Linked DNA regions of Mus musculus: region 2 is linked to region 1. Evidence: chromatin loops called from intact Hi-C (ENCODE). Cell type or tissue: left cerebral cortex. All regions are shown on one strand.

Evidence for each region. Hi-C counts contacts between places; a loop is a spot of excess contacts. Peaks named below come from ENCODE experiments on the same cell type or tissue, not always from the same donor. Only the 100,000 strongest peaks of a DNase experiment are listed, where the experiment ranks them.
Region 2: a loop joins it to region 1, with 12 times the contacts of the local background. A loop is called at or near these places in 3 of 42 quality-filtered maps.

Annotation. Positions count from the first base shown.
Region 1 is chr1:164,779,953-164,782,452 of GRCm38, reverse strand. No RefSeq gene overlaps it. Among named protein-coding and RNA genes, the nearest start is that of Dpt, 15 kb to the left of the region's middle. In left cerebral cortex, no CTCF peak of the experiment used is centred here; a DNase peak (open chromatin) is centred at 1,150; H3K27ac peaks cover 970 bases.
Region 2 is chr1:164,682,552-164,685,051 of GRCm38, reverse strand. No RefSeq gene overlaps it. Among named protein-coding and RNA genes, the nearest start is that of Dpt, 110 kb to the left of the region's middle. In left cerebral cortex, no CTCF peak of the experiment used is centred here; DNase peaks (open chromatin) are centred at 692, 1,070, 1,543, 2,383 and 1 more place; H3K27ac peaks cover 2,354 bases.

The sequences.
Region 1 (2,500 bases):
TTGAGCTTGGGAATTTGGAATCATCCTGCCTTATTCTTGGGAGTACTGGGATATATGTGTGGTCCACCATACCCAAATGCTTAGAAAATCCAGATTGTATTCTTCAGTTATGCATTTCCACAATCCATATCACCATCTGGACCATTGTTCTTTCACAGTCCTCTCTTTATTTATTTTATTATTTTGACAGAAAGTGTCAGGGAGAAAGGGGAGACACCCATCTATTCCAGTGGCCGAAATTCTTTAACGTTCAGTTCCTTGGGACACAGAGAGAAGGCCTTACTGTTCTCTTTCATACTGCAGGTATTGCTTCCTTCAGTGGCTCATACTCAGGGCGATGTGGGATAATGTCTCTCAGTTCAGTTTCTCACAGTACCTGAGATGGGTGCTCAGGGGAACCAAAGAGATGGGGAGTGAGCAAGGTCCCAAAGGTTTTGGGGTATGGGGGGGCATGTGTGTGCATATGTGTCTGAGAGTATGTGTGTGTGAGTACATGTGTATGTGTGCATGCACAAGTGTGTGAGTGTGTGTATGTGAGTGAGTGTGTGTGTGTATGTGTGTGTGCGAGCACAAGGGAATGTGTACATGTCTGCGTCCACCATGTGGGTGTGAGTGTGTGTGTGTGAGTGAGAGAGAGTGTGTGTCTGTATGTGCATGTGTCTGAGTGCTTGTGCGTGTGCATGTGTATGAATATGTATGTATGTACGCATGTGTACGAGTGTATTTGTGTGTGTGTGAGTGGGTATTTATGGGTACACATGTGTTTGTCTATGTGTGTATGTGTGTGAGTCTGTGTAACTGTGTGAAAGAGAGAGAAAGAGAGAGAGAGAGCAAGAAAGAAACAACTAAGAACATCTGTATTGAGATGGAATGAGAGCTGAGAAGGAGCAGGATGGGGCAGAACGTGCAGAGACCAAGTGTAAAGTGCACAGGCAGGCTCCTTCAGTTTACTTCAAATAATTCCAATCGTCTGACAAAAAAAAATTGTATGTACCACACTAGACTGAATGTGTCAGTTATTTTATTTGGAAAACTTTTGCACATGGTAGGCAGTAAAAATATTTGTGGAATGAATGAAATTATCACCAACACCCCTGAGCCATATGAGAACTAAGCTTAAAATCCTTCTCATTAAAATGCCTTTCTGCAGCTCAGGGCCCCTTAGTCCTGACTCGTTTTTATTGGTAACAGTGGCCATCTGTCCAGGCTGACTGCTTTGAAGGTCATCGCTGTCATTCTTTGCACCACATCGCTTGCTGGTTGTGGAATCTTCCTGTTTTCTTTCTTTGCTTTTCATTGTGACTACATGGCTAATACCCTGACCCTGCCTCTAACCATATACAAGAGACCTTGAGAGCAGCTAACCACTGTGGGATAGTGAGCACTGTGTGCTCTCACTCTCCTGGGAGTTTGAGGCCATTCAGGCAGCAAGCAGTGGAGCAGGCTGCTAACCCTCCTGTGTGCTTCCAAGTCAGAGCACTTGAGCCCAGCGTGGGGTGCCGTGTGTTCTGCAGTGAGAGGATATTTAGTCAAGGTTGCTGACAACTGACAGCAAACACCTGAAGGCTCCTGAGGACTGAGCACCAAGGCCCTGGTACCTCGAGTGCTATAATCAGTGTGGAATTAGAAAATTCACGGTGTTCTGGAAGCTATGACCACTAGAACCTGCAGCTTACCGGATATAATGCAGTGATCTGGCATGAGCAGGGTGGGTGCGCTACCTCATGCTATAAGGACAATGGAAGAAAAACCTGATGTCTGTCAGCAACCTTGAGAAGTATGCTCCTTCCCACCCTTCTACCCAGTACTCTGGGGACTGTCCGTAGCCATCCTGCTTGCTACAGCTCTCTGTGTGGGTGTGGGCTCCCCAGTGCCCTTCCCTAGGGAGGTCTTTTGGCCTCCCAGCAGGACCTGCATTCACTGCTTCATTCCTTTCAGCAAGCCTGACAGAAACTGCTCTCCATCAGAAAGTGACCCAGGACCATTCTTCTGTCAGTTCCCACAGAGCCTAAGAGGCAAAGTCTGACTGGTGCCAATCATAATAGGCCCCTTTGAGCCACCCCGGGCCAGGCTGCACTCTCTGAGCAAGCAGTGTGGCTTTCTGTATCCTGACCTTTCTAGCAGACCAAAGGCAAAAGTGGGAGCTAAGAGATGGTTAAGAGGCCTGGTTGCCTGTTGCCCAGTGCCAGTTCTGCTGTTGGCATTTAAGACCTCCATTCTCATTTAGTCATTGTTGTTTGCTTATGAGGACGATCAGAATAATCCTGTTTCCCAGCCAGGGCTCAGAGAGATGAGACAGAACTCCAACTATACCCTAGACTCTACCTTTGACAAAGTGACATGATGCTGTCATCTACAAAGTTTGCATTTAAGGACTGTGTCATACAAACAGTACCACACATACAAAATCATGTTTTAAATAAGGTTTGATTTTGTGTTGGGTCAAGTTCACAGCCACCCTTGGCTATATAGGAACTGTGGGCTGCAGCTTGAATACACC
Region 2 (2,500 bases), 97 kb after region 1:
TATATATGTTTGTGTGTGTGTGTGTCTATGTTTGTGTGTGTCTGTAAGTATGTTTCTGTGTGTGTCTGTCTGTCTATGTGTGCATGTGTCTATGTGTCTGTAAGTATGATTCTGTGTATGTCTGTCTGTGTATTTTCTATATACCTGATGATTCCCATAGTTTCAACATAATGATAAAAAGGCACAAACATTTTAAATAACTCTTACAATGGTAATGGAATAAGGCTCAGAGTAGTTACAAAGTGACCATCAGAATTTTGTTATCTGTATTTATAGAGAAGGATAATAATGAATCTTCATTTGAGATTAGCAAAAATAACATTGTGAATTTTTTTTCACCCGAGTTCACACAGCCAGTGTTAAGAATTTCTCATTTAAATGTGTGGGAGGTCGTTTCTTACACTCCAATGTACTTGGGAAAAAACCTAGATGCTAGAATAAGCTCTAGAGTCTTGGATACCAAAATAGAGAGATGTTTGCAGTCTACAGTCTATAATGTGTGCATGCAGTGTTCTTGGGATAAAAAAAAAAATCAAAAGAATACTCAGACATGGTCAAGAAATTTTCTAGAAAGTAGAGAAAGGTCAAAATATTCAACAGAAAGTTGTTTTCTTCAGCACTAGCACTGTCTGCGGGTGAGCTGGACACAAGAAAGATGGCATCTCTTTATTGAAGGACCAGATAAGGTTGTCGTTGTCTGTGAATTCACTTCCTCACTTACGGAGGAAGAGGCAGCAACCCCCATCTCCTTCTCTGGAATACTCCTTGTTGAGATCTTCCAAAATATTGGAGCAAATTAAACAGAATAAAATCATTTCTTATTCTCCTTTTTGAAAAATATCACAATATCTGGTGTAAAGATTAATCCTATCTCCCCCAACCTTGGAGAATATGGCCATGGTTGGGAGTCCATACAAGGAGAGAAATGTCAATTTCACTCACATGCGCTGAATTACATGCTAGAAAATTCAGTTCTTTTGAACAACAGAAAAACGCTTTTATATTTAAGCAAGCATTTGTTCTTGGGAAACAAAATGTTCAGCTCTAGTGGTTGCCACAGCAACTGCTTGGGCTAAAAATACCAGATATTCCATAAGCAGAAAAAGTATGTAGTGAGCAAGGAAGAGGAAAGAAAATGGGAAATCTCCCAGAGGAAGGTCAATGACAGAATCCAGACTCCAAAGACCAGGGAGAGCATGTATCTTGGGGACTGCTTCTTCCCATGGGGCAATATGTTTGATAGAAACCTACCGCCTCTGCACCCTTCTTTTCTATCTGCCCACAACTTTCTCTTCCCTCAGAATCACATATACTAAGTATGAGTGGTCCACCTCTCCAAAAGCATCCTTGTCAACAGTAAGGGCATATCGAGCAAGGGTAGGTAGCATTTGCAGGAGGATCATCAAAGATAAAAACCTCTTCCCATTGTTCCTGCTTTTGAGTTGTCTGGTTTTTTTAAGGAATCCTTCCAGTGAAAGAACTGTTTAGGGGCTGGGGTGACAGTAATGTGCTTATCTACCAACCAAGACTAAGTACCTGAGTTTCCTTCCCTAGAACTCACATGAAAGAAAGAGGGGGAAGCCTGACAGGGTGGCTTACGCTTCTAATCCCAGTGCTAGTGGGGAGGCAGAGACAGGCAGATGCCTGTTAGTACTTGCCAACAAGCCAGCCTGACCTGTTTGGTGAACTCAAGGCCAATGAGAGTCTTTGCCTCACAAAACAAATTCGAATTAACTGAGGAACTACCATGAAGGTTGTCCTCCAGCTTCCACATGCATATGCACAGACAGACAGACAGATAGACAGACAGATAGACAGACAGACAGACAGACAGACAGGCACACACACACACACACACACACACACACACACACACGTACTTGTACACATGTTTAATAAGAGAGAGGTCAAACAATCCATTTTTTCTCTTGCTCCAGTGTCTGATAAGCTTTGGCCAATGTTGTTCCTTCACTTGGAGATAAGTGTCTGCCCTCTTCAGTCTACTTAGCTCCTCGTTGATGCCCATTGGCAGGGTCCCCGGCTTGTTGCAGTTTCTCTTCTTAGGTCTGTTCTTTCTTGGAAACACCCCTTCTAAGAGAACTGGCACCACAGATTTCCTACATGGGCATTTATTAGTCTCACTTGCAGGCTCCTGGGATCTAGAGCTTTGCAATAAATCTCTATTCTATTCCCCATGTGCCCAGCACGGTGCCCAAACCACATTTGTTGACAAAATCTGTTCTACTCCCAAGGGGGGAAAGAGGAAGGCTGAGTGATAGGAAATATTGGATCCTGTGGTCAGTGTACAGGTCAGGGTACTAGTTATAGTTTTGTATGACTTCCTCCATACAAGAGTGCCAAGCCCAGTACAAAACCCTCAAGCCCACACGAATGTCATTCTGTTCCCAGTGCTTTGGTCTAAAGTTAGGCAGCATGCTAGAAATGACGTAATAGTCATATCCTATTCAAATACACTGAGGACTTTCAACAATGACTCTAT